3 separate regions of the Homo sapiens genome follow, and regions 1 and 2 are each linked to region 3. A link is an interaction called in ENCODE POLR2A ChIA-PET data of the cell type or tissue named here. Cell type or tissue: MCF 10A. All regions are shown on one strand. Links, peaks and the distances in the headings refer to the core of each region. The heading gives the core; the rest is flanking DNA.

The links. Peaks named below come from ENCODE experiments on the same cell type or tissue, not always from the same donor. Only the 100,000 strongest peaks of a DNase experiment are listed, where the experiment ranks them.
Region 1: POLR2A ChIA-PET joins it to region 3 with 11 read pairs; 24 of 35 experiments call an interaction of 5 or more read pairs at or near these places.
Region 2: POLR2A ChIA-PET joins it to region 3 with 14 read pairs; 5 of 35 experiments call an interaction of 5 or more read pairs at or near these places.

Annotation. Positions count from the first base shown.
Region 1 is chr1:161,193,944-161,201,504 of GRCh38, reverse strand. It overlaps ADAMTS4 (ADAM metallopeptidase with thrombospondin type 1 motif 4), which reads left to right and starts at 2,451. Exons shown (of 9, transcript NM_005099.6): 1 at 2,451-3,510; 2 at 4,625-4,948; 3 at 5,202-5,334; 4 at 5,870-6,040; 5 at 7,284-7,561. The coding sequence starts at 2,878. It also overlaps a transcript of NDUFS2 not described here. RefSeq lists enhancers at 465-1,186, 3,712-4,617, 5,796-5,865 and a silencer at 6,236-6,285. In MCF 10A, for the core only: no CTCF peak of the experiment used is centred there; a DNase peak (open chromatin) is centred at 2,794.
Region 2 is chr1:161,723,229-161,730,789 of GRCh38, reverse strand. It overlaps FCRLB (Fc receptor like B), which reads right to left. Exons shown (of 8, transcript NM_001002901.4): 5 at 7,169-7,423; 6 at 4,703-4,969; 7 at 3,797-4,087; 8 at 2,647-3,543. The coding sequence ends at 3,128. Among named protein-coding and RNA genes, the nearest start is that of FCRLB, 5.5 kb to the right of the region's middle. RefSeq lists enhancers at 3,300-3,349, 4,410-4,549 and silencers at 3,610-3,869, 3,900-3,949, 3,960-4,199. In MCF 10A, for the core only: a CTCF peak has its summit at 4,553; DNase peaks (open chromatin) are centred at 3,619, 4,339 and 4,619.
Region 3 is chr1:161,386,338-161,393,898 of GRCh38, reverse strand. LOC124904443 (a long non-coding RNA gene) reads right to left here. Exons shown (of 2, transcript XR_007066693.1): 2 at 6,392-7,437. Among named protein-coding and RNA genes, the nearest start is that of TRV-CAC1-1, 9.7 kb to the left of the region's middle. RefSeq lists a silencer at 3,618-3,837 and an enhancer at 4,018-4,217. In MCF 10A, for the core only: no CTCF peak of the experiment used is centred there; a DNase peak (open chromatin) is centred at 3,918.

The DNA.
Region 1 (7,561 bases), core at 863-5,862, 190 kb after region 3:
GACAAAGATTCTTCCAGCCTTAGAGGCTAGTTCCTGTTTTCTCCCTCTGCCTCTAAGCCCAACTCCAGCTGGGCCACCCACCCGTAGAGTTTGTACAACTCTCCAACTCTGAGCCTGGAAAGAGGCCTTCCCCAGATATCCCCTAGACAGGATCCCAGGGACACAGCCCACCAGCAGCGCAGCAGGGTGAGGCAGACAGACCAGGAAGCAGAGATGGTGGAATTCTTCACTGCAGAGAAAGAGGGGAAAGCCAGACTTCTGGCCTGGGAATTGACCTAATGGGAACTGTACCAAAGGGTGGGGCCAGATCCTTAGCTGTGGGAACTGACCAGGACCTGGGCTAGACAAGGCAGCTGCCACAGAGCCAGGGCAGAGGTTTGGTCCCTCTGTTGTCCTCATTCCTTGCTCTTTCCCTGGGCCTTCTTTCTATTGTTGAAACACAGCAAATGTGGCCATGGTGGTGGGGGATGGGAAGGACTGCATTTATTTGCCTTGATCCAGCCTGGGAGAAGTCAGGATAGACTTTGGGCTGCTTGGCCCTGGAGGCAGCTTGAGCTGGGACTGGGGTGGGGGGCTCCTGAGGGGCTGCCTAGGACACTGCAGCTTTTGTGCCTTCTCCCTGCTGCCAACACCCCCACACACACTGCTGCAGCCACTCTAAAGCCCTTTGTCTTTCATTGCTTAGTCACCCCCTTTGTCCTCATCTCAAATAGGGGAGTGGAAAGGGGCAGTAGAGTTCTCTGGTGATAGCTCCTCTTGCCCCTGCCCCTTCTGGTCTCCCACCCTTTGTCCGACTCCTCTAGTCCCAGCCCCGTTGGCTTAGAACCAGGGTCAGGCAAGTGGTGGGTCAAGAGGTGGGTCTGGCAGTCACAAGGGGGTGGGTGATCCAGGAAGTGATAGGCACCAGGGCAGGTATTACCGACCTGAGCAGGAAGGGAGGGGGAAAGGAAGTATTCTGACGGATATGATATGCGGGGGACAGGAGGTGACAAAGCAGAGTGAATAGGGGAATAGAGGCAAGAGGAGGTGGTCCACTTCTGGGAAAGGAAAGAGACTGCTGACTGCACTCTCCTTCCTGGGGATTTCCTGGGGAAACAAGCAGCCAGAGGATGGGGTGAGCAGAAATTGCCCCTACTTCTGAACCCTTCCTTGCCTTGAGAGTTCATACCCAAGACCTCTTTTCCGAGTTCCCTCCTATCCAAAGCCAAAGGAATAATTTGCTTCCTTTCCCTAACACCACCTCTTCCTCCCCAGCCACTTTCCCCACCCCAGGCAATGGATTTCTCCCAGTACCCTAATTTCCCTATATGCACAATGCTGTCTCCACCCTCTCCCTGCCCCAGGGAGAATTAAAAAGAAAAGATGACTAGATATTCCAGGAACCACTGGGTTCTCAGAGCAAGGTGGGGTGGATGGTGGGAGCCAGGTGGGGATTCTCCCAGATTGATACTGGGTGAATCTGGGTTCCTGAGAGCAAGTCTTGCCTATGCTGGGGGCTGGCTGACTTGAGGCTGGGGGAGGGTTTAGGGCAGTTGGGAGTGGGTAGGAGCAGGGCCAAAAGCCTGGGGGAAGCTACTGGGAGCTGGGCCAGGGAAATGGGGAGTCAGGAAGTGGGGAGGGGGAACCCTGGGGGGAAATGGAGGCGGAATGGCTGTTCTGGGCTTTGGAGGGGGTGGGTAGTGGTAACTCAGGAAGGGGGATCCTGAGGGAGAGAAGGGACGTTAGAAAAGAGGAGGTGCCACCCTGGATCCGCCTTCTATAAAAGGAAAAGTCGTTAACCCCTCCTGCCTTGTCATCTGCCGCCTCTGTTATGTTCATTCCAAGCAGGATCATCCTACCTTTGGGCAGTCAACTCCCTGATCACTGTCTCCTTGCCTCCCCCAATGTTCTGCCTTTTTTACTCTTCCCAGCTGCTCAGTTCTATCCTGAGCCATGTCAAGCTACCTCTTTTATTTGTTCTTCCCTCTTGATGCCTCCTTACCTGTTCCCTACCCTCTTTTCTCAGGCAGCTCACTCAGTCCCCTCAGCCCTGGAAACCAGCCACTAGGGCCAAAGGGCAGCATGAGGGAGCCTTGAGAAAAGAGAAGCCATGGTAGGTTAGACTATAAGAGCAGGAATTCTCCCAGGACCGTGATCCTATCTGTGCATGCCGGCCAGGCCCTTTCCCTCACTCTCTGCCTCTCCTGGGGCTCTGTCCCACCAAAAAGGGAAAGAGACAGCTGAGGGCTGATTGTGGGGTTTGGGAAAAGGCTATGTCATCAGCTGGCCCAGTGCCTATTATCCATTCGGCTGCTAGAGATTCCCCTCCCCTGGGCAAGTCCCATTTTTTTGGGAAGCGATGATACACCCATCTGAGTCCCACCGACAGAGCTCAGCTGAGTGGCTTAGAGATCAGCCAATCAATCGCAGAGGCTCACCATGCTTAAAAGAGCTGGCGCGGAGAGAGGCTGGGGAGAACCCACAGGGAGACCCACAGACACATATGCACGAGAGAGACAGAGGAGGAAAGAGACAGAGACAAAGGCACAGCGGAAGAAGGCAGAGACAGGGCAGGCACAGAAGCGGCCCAGACAGAGTCCTACAGAGGGAGAGGCCAGAGAAGCTGCAGAAGACACAGGCAGGGAGAGACAAAGATCCAGGAAAGGAGGGCTCAGGAGGAGAGTTTGGAGAAGCCAGACCCCTGGGCACCTCTCCCAAGCCCAAGGACTAAGTTTTCTCCATTTCCTTTAACGGTCCTCAGCCCTTCTGAAAACTTTGCCTCTGACCTTGGCAGGAGTCCAAGCCCCCAGGCTACAGAGAGGAGCTTTCCAAAGCTAGGGTGTGGAGGACTTGGTGCCCTAGACGGCCTCAGTCCCTCCCAGCTGCAGTACCAGTGCCATGTCCCAGACAGGCTCGCATCCCGGGAGGGGCTTGGCAGGGCGCTGGCTGTGGGGAGCCCAACCCTGCCTCCTGCTCCCCATTGTGCCGCTCTCCTGGCTGGTGTGGCTGCTTCTGCTACTGCTGGCCTCTCTCCTGCCCTCAGCCCGGCTGGCCAGCCCCCTCCCCCGGGAGGAGGAGATCGTGTTTCCAGAGAAGCTCAACGGCAGCGTCCTGCCTGGCTCGGGCGCCCCTGCCAGGCTGTTGTGCCGCTTGCAGGCCTTTGGGGAGACGCTGCTACTAGAGCTGGAGCAGGACTCCGGTGTGCAGGTCGAGGGGCTGACAGTGCAGTACCTGGGCCAGGCGCCTGAGCTGCTGGGTGGAGCAGAGCCTGGCACCTACCTGACTGGCACCATCAATGGAGATCCGGAGTCGGTGGCATCTCTGCACTGGGATGGGGGAGCCCTGTTAGGCGTGTTACAATATCGGGGGGCTGAACTCCACCTCCAGCCCCTGGAGGGAGGCACCCCTAACTCTGCTGGGGGACCTGGGGCTCACATCCTACGCCGGAAGAGTCCTGCCAGCGGTCAAGGTCCCATGTGCAACGTCAAGGCTCCTCTTGGAAGCCCCAGCCCCAGACCCCGAAGAGCCAAGGTAGGCATCTCTGGAGTCTGTGTCCTGCGGTGTCCTCCCGCCATGTCTGTCCTACTGACCCCTATTCACCCTCTCTCCACCCACTTACACTTCTGGCCGTTCTGCTTCCCTCCCTTCTGCCTGCCTTTCCTTTCTCCATGAGCCTCCTTTCTTGGTAAGGCTCAGGCCTCTCCCCTTCACCCTTCTCCTAGCCAGACCCACCGAGGGTTCTCAGAGGTGGGTCACAGACTCTGGGCTGGGAATAACTGCTCCCTCTCCCCACCCCACCCCTTCCTGGCCATGGCATCTCCTACTGACACAGTCCCCAGCAGTAAAGGTCTCCTAACAGCCCCTTGGCCTTGGCTCTTTTCTCTGCTCCAAATTTGATTTTCATCCCCCACTCCCAGCTATAGGAGTCAGGTTTGAGGCCCTAGGGCTTGGTGTCTGGCTTCTGATGCTGCCTTTAAAATCACTGTGGCAAACTGCAAACTAGGGCAGGAGTGGCAAGAGAGGGAGGGTATCCCATACCTCCTTCTGGTCAATCCCCTTCACACACTGTGGCCGGACTGCGAGGCTGCCTGAGGCTCCATCCTTTCCTCCCTCCCACTCCTGGTCTCCCCCTTCTTCCCTTCCCTCCTCCCTCCTCCCTCTCTAGCTTTAATCCAGACCAGACGCTCCCTCCACAACCGCCACGCTGAGCTCTGGCCCTGGCCCTAGCTGCTGACTGAATCGTTCCTCCAACCACACAGGGCAGACACGTTGCAGCCCAGCCCTCTAGCCCTGGTCCCATAGGCCCCAGCCACACTCAGGCCTGGAGAACCCCAAAGTCCCTCCTGACGGCAGTCCAGGCTGCTTTCACCTCTGGGGCTCCCGCAGCCCTGGGATGTGGCGTCCCCTTCTCCTCCCCTTCTTAGAACCAGCTGCTGACTCCTCAGAGTTACCACAAAAGCCCTGAGATTTGGCGTTGGGGGAAGGGCCCAACCAAGACCCGCCAGGAGTCAGGAATCCCGTGGGGTGTGTGGGGCCCAGCTGACTATGCTGAGTTCCAGACCCAGGAAGTGAGGGATTGGAGAATCGACCGACCCATGGGTCTGAGAGGCTATTTCAGGATCTTCCTCTCCCTTTTTCTCTACAGCGCTTTGCTTCACTGAGTAGATTTGTGGAGACACTGGTGGTGGCAGATGACAAGATGGCCGCATTCCACGGTGCGGGGCTAAAGCGCTACCTGCTAACAGTGATGGCAGCAGCAGCCAAGGCCTTCAAGCACCCAAGCATCCGCAATCCTGTCAGCTTGGTGGTGACTCGGCTAGTGATCCTGGGGTCAGGCGAGGAGGGGCCCCAAGTGGGGCCCAGTGCTGCCCAGACCCTGCGCAGCTTCTGTGCCTGGCAGCGGGGCCTCAACACCCCTGAGGACTCGGACCCTGACCACTTTGACACAGCCATTCTGTTTACCCGTCAGGTGAGGCCCCAGTCAGCACCGCAGGCCATGCACTGCACAATTCTAAGAAGCGCCACTACATAGACTATGATGCAAATGATGTTCCTGGAGTTGTGTGACATGGTGCCTTGCCCCAGCCACACTGCCATGTGTGGCTACCTAGGCCCTGACAGTGCTGGGTCCTCAGTGCCCAGGTCCCCGGGAATCTGGATCTCAACCCAATGGACCCAGGTGTCTTGGCTGTCTATGCACCTTCTATGATCCCTCTCCACAGGACCTGTGTGGAGTCTCCACTTGCGACACGCTGGGTATGGCTGATGTGGGCACCGTCTGTGACCCGGCTCGGAGCTGTGCCATTGTGGAGGATGATGGGCTCCAGTCAGCCTTCACTGCTGCTCATGAACTGGGTAAAGTAGGGGTGGATGAGAAAGGTATTAGGGAGGAGAAGGTGGGGGAGGGGGTAGCAAGTTCACCACAGTGTTAATGGGGGTCCCAAGGTATTCTTCCCCCAGGCCTAGGTATAGGGCTATTACTCCTCTCTGCTCCAGGTGTAGACATACATTTACATTTTTCTATTAAATAAATTAGTTGGTCGAAACTACTGTGAACTCCTCTGTGTGTGTGTGTGTGTGTGTGTGTGTGTCTGTGTGTGTGTATTTGGAGGGGGAGTCAGAGACAATGGGTGGGGTCACAGTTGGGAATGTTGGCTATAAGGAAAAGTGGGTAGGGAGGGACCCTGAGTATATTTTGGGGAAGAGGAGACAGAGAAAGAGACGGGGCTACATACTGGGAGCCCTGAGAGTACCATAAAGGAAAGGACTGGGGGCAGGGTGAGGTGGGTAATGGATCTGATCATCCACAGCTGCAGCCAGATTTATTATGGAGTCCCTCAGGGCATGGGGAAGGGACCCTCAGATCCTATCAGGGCCTTTGCTCCCACAGGTCATGTCTTCAACATGCTCCATGACAACTCCAAGCCATGCATCAGTTTGAATGGGCCTTTGAGCACCTCTCGCCATGTCATGGCCCCTGTGATGGCTCATGTGGATCCTGAGGAGCCCTGGTCCCCCTGCAGTGCCCGCTTCATCACTGACTTCCTGGACAATGGCTATGGTAAGCAGATGGCACTTACCTTTCCCTGGGTAGCACTCAATTCCTGTCCTCCAGGGCACTCTCACTTCCGCTGCATTCTGCATGGACCAAATTGCCTCCCCCAAGTGTGCTTCCTCTGCAGTGTGGGAAGGGGTGAGAAATGCTGCTGTCTTTGTGTAGTTCTCACTTCCTCCCAGAATAAATAGCATAGCTAGAGGAGGCGAATTTTGGCTCAGTAGAATTAGAACTGACTTTCTGAGGGCCAGAACTGTCCACCACTGGAATGGGCTGGCTATGAAGGAGGTGATTACCTTGTCACGCAGTGAGGTATGCAAGAATAGCAGGATGACTGCCACTAGGCAGAGATGTTGATGAGAAGCAAACTCAAATATTCTATAGTTGGTTAGAATAGGCAGAATTGAGTTCCTATCCTTACTCTGTTTTGTTTTGTTTTGTTTTGTTTTAAATACAGATGTGGTCTCACTGTGTTGCCTAGGCTGGTCTCGAACTCCTAGGCTCAAGCAATCCTCCCACCTCAGCCTTCCAAAGTGCTGGGATTACAGACATTAAGCCACCATGCCTGGCCTCTTATTCTGTTCTTTAAGCAGGTGTAGATGTGTGACTGTAAGTTACTTCACCTCTCTGTGTTTGTAGTTGATATGTCAGATAAGTATAATAGCGGTACCTATCTCATAGGTATTTGCCATGATTAAATAGTGCTGGTCAAGCATTTAGCCAATGCTCATCTCATAATAAGCATCCAATAAACTATAGCTGCCCATTAAAGCCTCTTACAGGGCTAGGCACAGTGGCTTACACCTGTAATCCCAATGCTTTGGGAGGCTAAGGTGGGAGGATTGCTTGAGACCAGGAGTTTGAGATTAGCCTGGACAACATAGCAAGACCTTATCACTACAAAAAATTCCAAAAAATTAGCTGGACATGGCACATGCCTGTAATCCCAGCTACTCAGGAGCCCAAGGCAGGAAGTTTGCTTGAGCCCAGAAGTTTGAGGCTGTAGTGAGCCATGATCATGCCACTGTACTGCAGCCTGAGCGACAGAGCAAGACTCTGTCTCAGGAAAAAAAAAAAAAAGTAAGTAATTAAAATAAAAATTATAAATAACAAAAATTTAAATCCTCTTATAGTCCTAGGATTGTTTTTCTAGGCTCCATCAGGCCCCAGGGAGCCTAAGCTTTCTGCTGGCAATCCTGAATGCTCCCCTCAGCCCGTTGCTGACTTTGTGCCCCAACCCCCTTCCCAGGGCACTGTCTCTTAGACAAACCAGAGGCTCCATTGCATCTGCCTGTGACTTTCCCTGGCAAGGACTATGATGCTGACCGCCAGTGCCAGCTGACCTTCGGGCCCGACTCACGCCATTGTCCACAGCTGCCGCCGCCCTGTGCTGCCCTCTGGTGCTCTGGCCACCTCAATGGCCATGCCATGTGCCAGACCAAACACTCGCCCTGGGCCGATGGCACACCCTGCGGGCCCGCACAGGCCTGCATGGGTGGTCGCTGCCTCCACATGGACCAGCTCCAG
Region 2 (7,561 bases), core at 1,687-6,686, 340 kb before region 3:
AGCCTAAGTCTGAGACACCAAACTGATCAGAGTATCAGAGAGAAGCAGATTCCTCCCTAGGTTTCTCCAGCATTTTTCTGCCATCCCTGCTGTTTGGGAATGAGCTCTGAGAGTCCCCTTGGACAACCTGGGCTAGCTAGCCTTCTGGTTTCCCTAAATGCATGTAGGAACCTCAAACAAAAGGGATGAAGATGAAGCTGATATTTCCTTAATGCAGGTCTTCCTGGGAGATCAATAACAGATATCTTAGAAGATCATCTTGATCCTGCCCTCCTCTTAAAAGCTGGGGTACACGAAGAAGACAGTGGAGTCTACAGGCCATATGAGTCAATTCCTCTCCCCTACACCAGAAAGTTGAGTCATGAATGATTTTCACTCTCACCAAAAAGTCCTTGTTCTTCCCCATCCCCCCGCATCCTAGTTCTAAATGGAAGTAGATGGCAAAACAAGAACAAGGATGTTGATGTTGCCAAAAAGGTGTGAATGAAAGAGATACTGCTGCCCTAGCTCTCCTTTGAGTAACTATTTCTCTTTTTTGTACTCTTAAAAAATGATCAACTGATTTTTTAAATGACCTGAGATTCTTTGATTACTAAGCCTCTTGCCACTAATGTTAGTCACTTCCTGTCTATATCAAGATGGCAGAAACCGGCCGGGCGCGGTGGCCCAAGCCTGTAATCCCTGCACTTTGGGAGGCTGAGGCAGGTGGATCACCTGAGGTCAGGAGTTCAAGACCAGCCTGGCCAACACGGTGAAACCCCGTCTCTACAAAAATACAAAAATTAGCCTGGCATGATGGCAGGTGCCTGTAATCCCAGCTACTGGGGAGGCTGAGGTGGAAGAATCACTTGAACCTGGGAGGCGGAGGTTGCAATGAGCTGAGATTGCTCCAGCCTGGGTGACAGAGTGAGATGTGAGACTCCGTCTCAAAAAAAAAAAAAAAAAAAAAAAGCAGAAATCTCAGGGAAACAAAATCAGAAGGGGAAAAGAGCCTGGGCACTGAAATAGAGTGCAGTTAGCTAGGAAAGGTGGCCTTGGAAGAGAGTTCTGAGAAGTGAGATGAGCCTGCATCAGAAAGCTGGAAATCAGAGCCACAAAGGCCCTTGTAGACCAAGACCCCAGAACTGAATTATAGGCACCTGGACATATCTCTCAGAGTTAAGCAAAGATCCACTGAGATAAGTTTGATTCTTCTTGTCTAATTTTAAGTTAGCATTTCCTCAGATTAGACATATTGATGCCTTCATGTCAGGAATGCTTTCAGATAGCCATCCCAAGTATCCAACAGGCTAAAGCACTTCTTAACAAGACTTTCATGTTCTGATTCCTTCCTACTTCCCCATATTCATCTCTGTCACCTCCTCCCTAAAATACACCTACACAGATACACATAAACACACATAATTCTCCAACCACTCCCAATTATTTGTAGCTCCATAAACACGCTACAGTCTTTCATTTCTTTGTGTCTTTGCTTCCTCAGCCTACTTGCCATACCCTCAATCTTTCTCACATCTCCATGTGGTAGTTCTTGCTCTTCCTTAAAAATTCAACTTTCTTCTCTGAATTCCTATCATGTTTCATAGAGCACTTATCACATTGCAGTGTAATTTATGTGTGCACCTGCCTGCCTGCCTGCCTCTCTGTATAATTTCAGTGGCTTTGTAATAATAATATGGTGAAGAACAATATTAAGAAGAATAGGATGAAGGCTGTTGATATTATTCTGGTTAATCACTCAGAAAGAAATGGAAAATCGGGTTGTGACGCAACATCTATCAAGCAGAAGTAAAGGATGAGAGGGTACAGTTGTTACAGCTCTAAGCCTTAACAGTGAAACTTAACTGAAGAAGGATATGGACCTGATGAGAACGAGGCCTCCTGAGGACAAATCACACTAGCTCTGCAGAGGATTGATGGCTCCAGTAGGCAGATGGGAAAACCCATCAAAATGGGACTTTCCAGGAACATAACCATGAAATTGCAATTGAAATGGCTTCTCACTTTTCTTCTTTTAACTAAGTGAGAGTAAAGTCACCATGCAGGATGGCATACTGATCTGTGCATGTGTGTATCTTGGTGTATTCATGTTGGAAAGGCTCTTAAGAAAAAAGCTGCTAAGAATGAGAACTCAATTTTGAGGATTTGTCTTAAAGTTTCTTCAAAAAGATTTCTCAATGCAAATGGTACACTTATTTAATATACGGCTAAGGTTAGCATAGTCTGCCTGCTGCTACCACAGCCCATCAGTCTGTCTAGCTGCACTGGGGCAGGGGGTGCACCTGGGTTAAGTCTAACAGAACTCTGACCCTTTTTTTTTTTTTTTTTTGAGATGGAGTTTCACTCTTGTTGCCCAGGCTGGAGTGCAATGGCACGATCTCGGCTTACTGCAACCTCCGCCTTCCAGGTTCAAGCAATTCTCCTGCCTCAGCCTCCCAAGTAGCTGGGATTACAGGCGCCTGCCACCATGCCCAGCTAATTTTTGTATTTTCAGTAGAGACGGGGTTTCGCGATGTTGGCCAGGCTGGTCTCGGACTCCTGACCTCAGGTGATTCCCCCCCCCCCCCCGCCTCAGCCTCCCAAAGACTCTGACCCTTTTAACCAGGGAATGGGAGGCCCACACAAACAACTTTCTCTCGCCAAAACTAAATAGAACCCAGGATTTATTTGAAGATGTAAACTCATCAGTAATAGGACTGAACGTCTTTTTAATATCAACAGAGTAAATTCATTATGAATAATTACACTTTGACCCTAAAATATTCTCAAGTGCTCAGTTACCTCAATGTACTTAAATACCAAAAAAACTGCCTGTGCTGAAATATGTACTGGCTAGGCTTATCTGAAGGGCTAAGGGTGACTAAATTCACATCCAAAGTTAAATCACAATGTAGTAAATAACAGGTTTCTACTTCTTGCTGAATTCTGTGAGAATTCAAAGAGAATGCTTGCGGTTACAAACTGCTGTGTGAGGTTGAAATCGTCAGCCACTACACTTCGTGGGCGCTCCTTTAAAAACCACAGCAAAACACAAGGATGCAAACAGATGGCTTTGAAAGAAATTCGCGTGAGGGGAAGCAGGAGACCAAGGAGGAATGAGCCTGCAGAGGGGACGGTAGCCGCCCCCTCAGCTCTCCACAGGAGTGGTCTCTGGGGTTCCCGGGCTCACAGCAAAGTGAGAGGTGGGGGTCTCGGGCGTTCCCCTGAGCTCCCGGAGGGCCTGTGGCTCCTTTAATTCCAGGACCACCCGGCTCAGAAGGCCTTTGAGCAGCTGCATTTCTCGGAGCAGAAGGTCCACGTCGGGTTTCAGGGCTCCAGCCGATTGTTCCAAGGGCGTCGGCGGAGCGCAGGCGGGTGGCCCCGCAGTCGGGGCGCCGCTCGCCGGGAACTGCAGCCCGGTGGAGGTGGTGTTCCGGACGGAGGTGACCAACGGGACCGATCTGGACACCGGGGGCTTTCTGAAGGAAAGCGGCCTATTACCAGGAGCCAAGGCTGCGGCCCATGGAGCTGGGGCGGTGGTGGAGGCCGGGTCCAGGGGAGAACCTGTGAATGCATTACGCCCAGTCACGCGCGGCTTGCATGGTTCTTCTCGGCGCTGGGCTGGGGGAGGGGCGTAGGGCGGTGGGCGGGGATGGGGAAGGCCGGAAGAGGGGTGAGGAGGAGGGCGGCGAAGGGGAGATGGGAAAGGCGGGGGGCGGGACGGGAACCAGGGGGCGGGGGTGATTCGTGGGTGCCGAGAGGCGGAAGCAGGGCTGACCGCCAGGGTCGGCGTCCGGGAGGGTGTGCAGGCACTCACCCGGCCCCGGGAGCTGCAGCCACGGACTGCGTTTCCGGACACTGCGGGTGGCGGTAGCCGCCTCGCACCAGTACGATTCGAGCTCCTCGACCTCGGGCTCCGGGACTGTGTACTCGGCGCCCCAGTCGAAGCGGCGCACCGCGCGGCTGTACTTGTAAAACGCGAACTGCAGCGGCGTGTCGCGCTTCTGCGGGTGCAGGCGCGTGTCGCAGCGCAGCACCACCCCACCCAGCGCCGCGCCGCGGGCCTCCCGCGGACCCATCACCCTCAGCACCGGCGCCCGGAACAGCTCTACGGAGAGGGCGGGGAGCAACGGCGCCGGCTTGTCCACCGCTCCGCGACCCCGCTCCTTCCTGCTTCCCGCGAGGGCTCCTTGCAGACCCACAGACCAAGGGGGGAGGGGAGGAGGCCGTGTGTCCACGTGGAGGGGGAAGGGGAGCCTTCTGAAATGTGGGGCAGGGGGACCGAGTCCACGAGGGACGGGGAAAGCTTGAAAGGAAGAGGGACCAGGCCAGACGCTTCATGTCACATCCCGACTGACACTCAGCTCGGGTTCTGCAGCCTAGAATAGGAGACGCTGCGCCTGCCTTGCAGGACGCTAGGGAGTCGCTCCTTCGTCCCAGTCCCACAGTGGCCCCTGCCCCTGCCAGAGCTGCCCTCTCTGTGGGAGTCCCCAGCCAGAGTGAGAAGCCAGGATGTGCGTCGGGGAAAGGGACCAGCCTCCAAGCAGGCGGCGGATCAAGCGCTGCTTCACGGCAAAGGAGAGGAGACAGCGTCCATAGTCTAAGAGAAACCCTCCAAGTGGCAGCTATTTGAACTTCCGCCCCTTCTTTTCTCGCCGAGCTCCTGTCCCAGAATTTCTCAATGCTCATTTGCCTCCCTCCCGGGGCCCCTGGTCTCTCCCACCTTGCACTGTCACAGCCACCTTAGCGGAGAACATGGGCGCGCTCTCCACCGGGATGCGCATGGTGCCCGAGCACTGGTAGCGCCCGCTGTCGCTGGCACGCGCCTGTAACACAGTGTAGTTGGCGCTGGAGTGGAAGTAGCGCACGGCCTGGCCGTCGTGGTAGTAGTGAAGCTTGTAGACCACCTTGTCGTACCAGCCGCGGCAGCGCAGGACTAGCGGCTCACCCTCGAACACTGGCGCATAGGGCACTTGCAGAATCAGCCAATCTGCGACAGACACCACAGACACGCTTGACTCCACAGAAAGTCCAGCCCTGGAGATCTCCCACTCTCACAGCCTTCCAGCTTTCTCCTCTTAACTCCTCTCCCTCCCTTCCCCGCCATCTCCCACCGCTTTCTTTTCTTTTCTTTTTCTTTCTTTTTTTCTTGTTCTTTTTCTTTTTTTGAGACATGGTCTTGCTCTTGTCGCCCAAGCTGCAGTGCAGTGGCACAAACTCGGTTCACTGCAACCTCCACCTCTTGGGTTCAAGCGATTCTTCTGCCTCAGCCTCCCGAGTAGCTGGGATTACCGGTGGGCGCCATCACACCCAGCTAATTTTTGCATTTTTTAGTAGAGACAGGGTTTCACCATCTTGGCCAGGCTGGTCTTGAACTCCTGACCTCAGGTGATACGCCCACCTCGGCCTCCCAAAGTGGTGGGATTACAGGCGTGAGCCACCGGGCCTGGCCTCCCACTGCTTTCTTGAGCGGACAGGCCTTCCCTGGTGGTTGGCACCCAGCAGCCTCATAGTGCAAGATATATTTGTAGGTGAGTGGGAAGGAAGGGGGATGGCTGGTCTTTCACTTAGCCAGGGAGCAAAGATGCCAGAGACTTGGCTCCACCCTCAAAGGGTTTTGACCATGAGAATCAACTATAACCTCCTTAGGATGGTGTCAGAGTCCTCCTGACTGGGTCCTGCTTACCTCTCCCTCACCATGGCAGTATTCATTCCTGCCCCATTTCCTCTCTACTTTCCTCATCTTCCACTCCTAACAGGATAAGTTCCAGCCATACTGAACTGTTGAGAGAACTGGCCCTGCTCTGAGCCCGAGGCTTTTGTACCTGCTATTTCCTCAGCCAAGAAGACTCTCTTTCACCTGTTTAAGTTCACCTGCTTGTCCTGCATGTCTAGGCTTAGACCTTATCTCCTCCAGAAAACATCCCTGACACCCCAGGAGAGCCTTAGGTATCTCCTACAGCACCTCATAATTACCCTGTGATCATTATAGCACGCTTACATAGCCCTAGCACAGAGCAGATGCCATTTTAGGTGTTGTACATTGAGAAAGAATCCTGCAAGTAATAGCCACAATCCACATGCACTCCCAATCTGTAAGCAGTAATTACTCCTATAGTACTCAGTATAATTATTGCTATCACCAATGATTTCCGAACAAGAAACCACAGAGTATGAATATGAAGTGTGTGTAAGTGCTAATCTGAACATTGAGTGATGTGCTTTAAATTCTGAATACAAATTGTGGCTAGGAGTGCACGATCTCAGCTCACTGCAACTTCCGCCTCCCAGGTTCAAACAATTCTCATGCCTCAGCCTCCTGAGTAGCTGGGACTACAGGCACCCGCTATCATGCCCAGCTATTTTTTTTTTTTTTTTTTTTTTTAGTAGAGAGTGTTTCACCATGTTGGCCAGGCTGGTCTTGAACTCCTGACCTCAGGTGATCTGCCCGCCTTGGCCTCCCAAAGTGCTGGGATCACAGGCTTGAGCCACCGTGCCCAGCAATCCTGTACTTTATTGAACAAATTATTGTTATTTTTCTTATCCTGTTTTAAAACCCTTCAAGCATCTCGAGAATCAGTTTCTCAGCTGACTCCTGTGTACACATATACACGTCTGCAATAAAACTTTGAGTAAGTGCTCAGTTCAATTGCTGCTTTTTTTCTTTAGCAAATCATAATTCACTTTTAATCCTCAGAGCAGCCGAAGAGATACATACTATTATTGTCCCTTCTTTACAGATGTGGACACTGAGGCACAGAGAAGCATCACACTGTTCAACTGAGAGTAGATCCTTGATCTATGCTCAGACTGCCAGGGAAACTCACCTTTCCTGTTTGGTGAATTTCCTTTACTGCTCCCTCCCCAACCCCCTAAAGTTCTCTGTCCAGCACTCCAGGTCCTTGGAGCCTTTGCTCTTCTGAGCTGGTCTCAGAAACAAACAGAAATGTTCACACTGTGCCTCACACTATGGCAGGAGGGTAAGGGGACCTTGGGGGCTAGGCATGCCTTACTGCATCTCTCGCATAGTGCCGTGCAGGTCCCTACCTGCTCCAGAGACTTAAGATAGGCCCCAGTGTGGCCCTTGTTTCCTGCACCTTGGGATTGGCCCAGTGTTCCCTCCCACCAGAGGACTAGTATTGCCAGAGGAGACACGTGCTCCCCCTCCCCTCGTGCTCAGTCCACTCACCATTGGATACAGAGAGGTGGATGGGGTCACTGACGGGTGCTCCCCGTGTCTGGCATCGATACACCCCTGGTGTCTGCACCTCAATGCTCTTCTTGTGAGAGGGCAGAAGTAGGTGGCCCAAATACCAGAGAGTGCTGATGGGCTGGAGCTCCAGGAGCAGTGGGTGGTATCCATCACACTTCAAAGTTACCCGCTCCCCTTTGAAGATGGTGGTCCAAGGTGGATGTAGAGACAATATGGGCTTCTCCAGAGTAGCTGGGGTGGGGAGTGGGGTGAGAGGGGGCAGCATGCAAAGAGAATCAAGGTGAGGTGCCCAAAGAAACGACCTGAGTTTGGGAAATCTTAGGAAACCCCAGCTCGCAGGCCCCAGCCCATGTACTAACCCATCCCTGC
Region 3 (7,561 bases), core at 1,122-6,121:
TTCAGGCGATTCTCTCAGCCTCCCCAGTAGCTGGGATTACAGCGCCTGCCACTACACCCAGCCAATTTTTGTATTTTTAGTAGAGATGGAGTTTCATCATGTTGGCCAGGCTGGTCTTGAACTCCTGACCTCTCAGGTGATCCACCCACCTCAGCCTCCCAAAGTGCTGGGATTACAAGCATGAGCCACTGCGCCCGGCCTTGTCATATTCTTTATAATAAACCGGTAAATGTAAGTAAATGTCTCCCTGAGTTTGTGAGCCATTATGGCAAATTATCAAACAAGAGGAGGGTGTTGGGAAAGCCCCAGTTGATAGCCAATTGGTGAGAAGTACAGATGAGAATCTGGAACTTGTGATTGACATCTGAAGTTAGGAGCAGTCTTGTGAGCCTGAGTCCTTAACCTGTGGGAACTTCATTAATTCCAGGTAATTAGTGCCAGACTTGAGTTAGATGGGAGGACACACAATTGGTGACCATTGAGAACTGGAGAATTGCTTGGTGTGGAAAACCCACACATTTGATGTCAAAAGTGTGTGGGCAGAGGAAACAGTTTTTATTTAGTATGTCAGATGTGACAAGTGCTAAAGAGAAATAAAGAGGGAAACAGAAGATGAAATATCTGGGTGTCTTTGTATGTGGAATTTTAGATAGTGTGGCCAAGGCAGGCCCCCTGAGAAGTAACTTTTGTGTTAAGACCTAAAGGAAGTGAGGGAACTAGCCATGTAGACTATCTAGAGGACAAGCTTCCAGGCTGAGGGGCTACAAAGTGCAAAGGTTCTGTGGCAGCAGCAAGCTGTTGTGTCCCAGAAACAGCAAAAACCAGTGTAGCCAGATCAGAGTAAGCTAGGAGGAGGTGAAGGGTCTTGTGGAACACAGCAAGGATTTTGGCTTTCACTTTGCATGATGGGATCCTGGGGAAATGCATTTCCCTGCAAGTACAACAGGGAGAGTTAGGGCAGGGAATGGATCTCAGAGCAAGAAATATAAATGTGGTACATGTGGTTTCACTGGGGCTTCTTGATGGTATGGGAGAGGGAAACTACAGCCAAAGAGCAGCAAGAAAGGAATAACTACAGTTCCCGTGGTGGCCCTGCTTTCTCCTCTGTTCTGATCCCAAAGTGGTTGATTCCTTCCCCTCACCCTTGTCTCAGACCAACCACTCTAGCACTCCTAGTTTACCCATTCCATTAGCTCCTTTATAAGCAGACACCAGCAACATGAGGCAGTAGGGGAAGAAAAGGATAGGACAAATTCCTCGGAGCTCTGTGGATCTTGAAAAGAGTCCATCCCTGTTGGTCAGAATATTTCAGGACTTTACGGAGAGCACAGTGAAATAGTAAGAGTGATGGGCCTGTGCCACCCAGTCGGGCCAGGATCTTCTGAAGTCTGATCCTAGCCAGGTGCACTGGGGCACACCTGTAGTCCCAAAGACTTGGGAGAATGAAATGGGAGGATCACTTGAGCCCAGGAGTTTGAAGCTGCTGTGAGCTATGATTGCGGCACTGCATTCCATCCATGGGTGACAGAGTGAAACTCCATATCAAAAAATATACACAAAAAACAAAGTCTGATCCTTGCTAGGATACAAGAGGGAAATCCAGCGGCAGATAGACAGGCCTTATTTATGAAAACAAACAAGACCATGGCATCCCATGGAATTTCTAAGGTACATTTTATAATGGGACCCCTTGAGATTTTACCACACCAGCATTTTTAGTGACTGAAAGGATGAAAATTCTGATCAGGCCCTTGCTTGCTTGCACTTGTGTTTTGCCCAATATTCCTTCTATAATATAATTATAAACTGCTGATGTACTGTTTTCTTTGTCAAGCAAAAGAATATAACTTCAGGGTCTTGAAAAAAAAATTGCAGAAGGAACAGGCATAGTGGCTCATGCCTGTAATCCCAGCACTTCGGGAGGCGGAGGCAGGCAGATTACTTGAGGTCATGAGTTCGAGACAACCTTGGCCAACATAGTGAAACATCATCTCTACCAAAAAAAAACAAAAAACAAAAATTAGCTGGGTGATACGTGCCTGTAGTCCCAGTTATTCAGGAGGCTGAGGTGGCAGAATCGCTTGAACCTGGGAGACGGAGGTTACAGTGAGCTGAGATCATGTCACTGCAGTCCAGCCTGGGCAATAGAGTGAGACCCTGTCTCAAAAAAAAAAAAAAAAAAAAGCAGAAGATTCGGATGAATTACTTTAAGGATGTTATGTCCAATTGCTGATGCCCAGAAGTCTGGTTGTTCAAGGCATTATCGGAGACTGAAGAAACATAGACTTTTCCCCTCAGGTCTCTGAAACTCCCCCTCCTTTACTCTCCAGCTGCATAAAAACTCCCCACTTCGGGCCAGGCACAGTGGCTCAAGCCTGTAATCCCAGCACTTTGGGAGGCCGAGGCCGGCAGATCACCTGAGGTCAGGAGTCTGAGAACAGCCTGGCCAACATGGTGAAACCCTGTCTCTACTAAACATACAAAAATTAGCCAGGCGTAGTGGTGCACACTGTAATCCCAGCTACTAGGGAGGCTGAGGCAGGAGAATCACTTGAACCTGCAGCCTCGACGTTCCAGGCTCAAGGGATTCTCCCACCTCAGCCTCCTGAGTAGCTGCGACCACAGGCGACTGCCACCACACCCAGCTAATTTTATTTTATTTTGTAGTGACAAGTCTTATTATATGCCCAGGCTGGAAATTCATCTTTTAATTCCCATAGGTGAGCCCTCTGCCAAAACAGTAGTAAAAAGCTGGAAGTACTTTAAAGCCCAGCTGTAGAAAGAGTTTTAAATCACTCATTTTGCATGTCATCCTGCTCTTGGACAGATTCAAGACTTACTGCTAACTGAAAAGATGGGTGAAGAGTAGTGTGTAGTGTGGGGTTTTTGAGTAAGGGGAAAATGGAGGAAATATATTTATGCATATTAATATATATACATGTATGGGAACCTCCCACACGAGCGGGTTCCCAAAATATTAGGAAAAATAACAATAAAAATAATGCAAATACAAACAACACAGTATAACTACATTGTATTAGGTATTACAAGTAATCCATAGCTGATTTAAAGTGTGTGGGAGGATGTGCGTAGTTGTAGGTAAATACTATGCCATTTTATAGGAGGGACTTCAGCATCCGCAGATTTTAGTATGGGGTGCTTGCTGTCCTGGAGCTAATCTGCCTGCGGATACCGAGGGACGACTGGAGATCATCTAGGAAGGGCACGCAAAAACCCTAACAGTGGTTGCTTCGGGGAAAGAGAATGGGGGAACTCAGGGTAGGGATGCAAAAGAGACTTGCCGCCGCGAATCACGCCGAGGTGCCCCGCATCCAGCCCTGTGCTCCCGCCCCGGTCCAGGCGCGCTGCCAGGCAGAGTCCCTTGCCCAGCCCCAGAGAAGGCAGCCCATCTCCTGGGCACCGATCCTGAACGTCGGCCAACCTTGCAGGCCTAGCGAAGACCCCAAATTCGACGCGGCAGGCCTGAGGCCTGGGGAAAAAGTGACCCGAATTTCCCGCAATCTCAAGGACACCCAGGGGCGCTCCAGCCCCTCACAGCCCTCCTCCCTCATTCACTCTCACGCCTCGCCTCGCCTCCGGCTCCGGCCTCTCCGCGCCCAGTCACTCCCACGCCCCGTCACTCCCACGCCCCGCCCCTCCTCTCACCCGCGTAGTGCTCTCAGTCTCTCTTGCGCCCCGCCCTTCTGCCCTGCGTCACTCGTGAGCCCCGCCCCTCCTCTCGTCCCGCCCCCCTCTCGTCCCGCCCCTCCTCTCGTCCCTCCCCTCCGCTCGCCCCTCCCCTCCTCTCGTCCCGCCCCGCCCTTCTGCCCTTCGTCACTCGTGAGCCCCGCCCCTCCTCTCGCCGCGCCCCGCCCCACGGCTCGCAGAGGTCCGGAGCTTTCCCGTCAGCAATGAGTCAAGACCGGAAGTCTGGGAAAGGGTGCTCTCAGTTCCCGACAGCGGGGGCTGGACAAGACGGAGACGGTACTGGCAATACGTCGGTTGAAGGGAAGCGGAGCGGAGCACGCGCGGGCTGTGACGAGGGAGCGGAGAAACAGCTGTCCCGTTAGCCTCGTGTTGACGTCCCGGGTTCAGCCCCAGGAGGACGAAAAGACTGTGCCGTGTCCTTCCCGAGGGGAGTGGCGTTCCCATTGACCTGCATACCTCACCTCATACTCGTGCGTGGACGTGTTCCAGCCAAGTCCCGTTCACTCCAGCTCCTCCGTCTCCACCCTAATCCTAATTATTGGTGTTTCGTTTGAAAGGGTTCTGTGAATTTGTCAAGCAGGAAAATTTGGGGTCCGACAGAATTAAGCAATTCTCTTTAATTAAATAGCTTGCGGAGTCTTTAATTTGTTAATATGCATTTTTCTAATCGTAACTAACTTTTGCTTTACATTTACTTTTTTTTTTGAGACGGAGTTTGGCTCTTGGCTCTTGTTGCCCAGCCTGGAGTGCAATGGCGCGATCTCCGCTCACTGCAACCTCCGCCTCCCAGGTGCAAGCGATTCTCCTGGCTCAGCCTCCCGAGTAGCTGGGATTTCAGGCATGTGCCACCACGCCCAGCTAATTTTGTATTTTTAGTAGAGATGGGGGTTTCTCCGTGTTGGTCAGGCTGGTCTGGAACTCCCGACCTCAGGTGATCCACCCGCCTCGGCCTCCCAAAGTGCTGGAATTAAGGCGTGAGCCACCACCGTGCGTGGCCTGCTTTACATTTACTTTCTGTAAGGCTAAGTAATTTACAGTGTCATCTAATCCTTTTAATAATCTTATGAAGTAACCATTATCAAGATATTACAGATGAAGAAATAAAATTGTAGAGACATGCCCAAGATCCCCTTATATTAAGTGACGGAGCTAAATCCAAACCCAAATCATTTATACTGATTGCCCGCAAATCCCTTTTTACACTGGTGCATCACTTGAAACCAGTCCTACAAAGAATGTGCTTTTATCTTGGAGTCCTTGGAGAGGTAAACTGAGGTTCGAACCAAATAAAGGAACATGAGCCCCGGCCCTACCATGGAAGGGGTGGATTGCCTAGCTTCTTCTGGCCACAAGGTGAGGCAGTGAGGAAACTGCAGGAGGCTGGGTTTGGGGTCCCAGCAGTACTTCCTGCTGCCTTGAACAAATGCAGCTGCTCACTTTTACACCCCTTGCAGAACACTCCCCAAATATACCAGTGAAACCCTGAAGGCAAGGCCAGTGCTGGAAGGAATCTAAGCCTCCTGCTCCTGAGGGAAAGGATTTTATTTATTTATTTTTATTTTATTTTTGAGACGGAGTCTGGCTCTGTCGCCCAGGCTGGAGTGCAGTGGTGCTATCTCGGCTCACTGCAACCTCCGCCTCCCCTCCCGGGTTCAAGAGATTCTCCTGCCTCAGCTTCCAGAGTAGCTGGGATTACAGGCGCACGCCACCACACCCGGCTAATTTTTGTATTTTTGGTAGAGACGGGTTTCACCATGTTGGTCAGGCTGGTCTCGAACTCCTGACCTCATGATCCGCTCACCTGGGCCTCTGAAAGTGCTAGGATTACAGGCCTGAGCACCGCGCCCGGCCAGGAATGGATTTTAAAACCCTTAGGAGGCCGGGCACCGTGGCTCACGCCTGTAATCCCAGCACTTTGGGAAGCCGAGGCGGGCGGATCACGAGGTCAGGAGATCGAGACCATCCCGGCTAACACGGTGAAACCCCGTATCTACTAAAAATATTAAAAATTAGCTAGGCATGGTGGCGTTCGCCTGTAGTCCCAGCTATTCGGGAGGCTGAGCCAGGAGAATGGCATGAACCCGGGAGGGGAGGCGGAGCTGGCAGTGAGCCGATATCACACCACTGTACTCCAACCTGGGTGCGACACTCTGTCTCAAAAAAAATATAAATATAAATATAAATAAATAAATAAAAACCCTTAGGAGTAGGTGGTGAGAACTTCACCCAGCCCTATCAGGAGTTGGGGGTATGGAGAGAGGAATGGATTTTGAACAGATTTGACTCCCATCTCCTTCTAAGGGAAGATACATAGACAAGAATAAATGTCTTTTGTAGAAGTCTGGGAATAAGACAAGGAAGCCCACTGGGCAGGGACTTGGCAACTAGAGGCAAATAGAATGGTATGAGACCACGGACTTGAGAAGTTCATGTTAGGATGATACTCCAAAAGGCCCAGCAGAAAAAAGCTGCACCTTGCTCAGCACAGGGTACCCAGGGACAAGGCCAGTCCAACACATCGGAGAGCATTAGGGTGCCAGAGTCCAGCCACAGGGACCTGAGGTTGCCTCCGTTTTCTGCTACCTCTAGGTCATTGGTTGCTCCACCTTCACCAAGATGCTACCTCGGGGAAGATAAGGGAGTGTTCCAATTACCTATTGGTGTGTAACAAACCACTCCAAACTTACTGGTACAAAACAGCAACCAGTTTATTATGTCATGGATTCTGTGGGTCAAGAATTCGGAAAGGGTATAGTGGGGATGACTTGTCTCTGCTTCAGAATCACTGAGACTTCAGCTGAGAAGACTTGGAAGCCTGAGATGACTTAAAAGCTTGGGGCTGGAATCATTTGGAGTTGCTCATTCACATATGTAAAAGGTAAACTAAGGCACAAAAAAAAAATTTTAAGAGCTCATTTGACCAGCCGGGTGCTGTGGCTCATGCCTGTAATCCCAGCACTTTGGGAGGCCGAGTCGGGTGGATCACGAGGTCAGGATTTGAGACCAGTCTGGCCAACATAATGAAACCCCGTCTCTACTAAAAATACAAAAAATTAGCCAGGCGTGGTGGCACGCGCCTGTAATCCCAGCTACTTGGGAGGCTGAGGCAGGAGAAATGTGTGACTGGGGAGGCAGAGGTTGCAGTGAGCCGAGATCGCACCACTGCACTCCAGCCCAGGTGACAGTGCGAGACTCCATCTCAAAAAAAAAAAAAATAGAGTTCATTTGAATAGGAAGCAATTAATGAATTGGGAAATACCAAACCAAAAGAAGTTTAATTTTCTCATGACAAATCATCAGGGGCAAGTATTTATGGGGTAAATGTGGAGCAAAATAAATAATTTGATTGATTGCAATTTTACAGTTGCCTTATTCATTCATTCACCTTCTTGGAAAGTCCCTAGTTATATAAGTTTTTGGCTACTTCCAATTGGTTGAGCTTAAGTTTTGTTTTTCTTTAATACAGGCATTTACAAGAAATGGCTCAACATAAGTTTCCCTTGTGTTTGTAAATCAAGGTTGAGGTCACTTATGAGGCCTAACTGGTTTTGTCTGCTCAGAGATTCTTCAGGCCTGGTCTCCATTTTAATTTACTTCAACATATGTCTGAGGTTATGCTGGCTGTTGGCTGGGATCTCGGCTAGGATTGTCAGCAGGAACACCTACGTGGTTTCTCCATGAGGTTGCTCTGCTTCCTCATATCCAAGGTGGCTGGATTCTGAGTGACTCCTAAGACAATCAAGTGGAAGATGTATAACCTTTTTTGACCTTGCATCACTTCCACCTTACCTACAGGCCCACCCAAGTTCAAGAGGAAGGAATACAGACTCCACCTCTTAATGGGAGGAGTGTC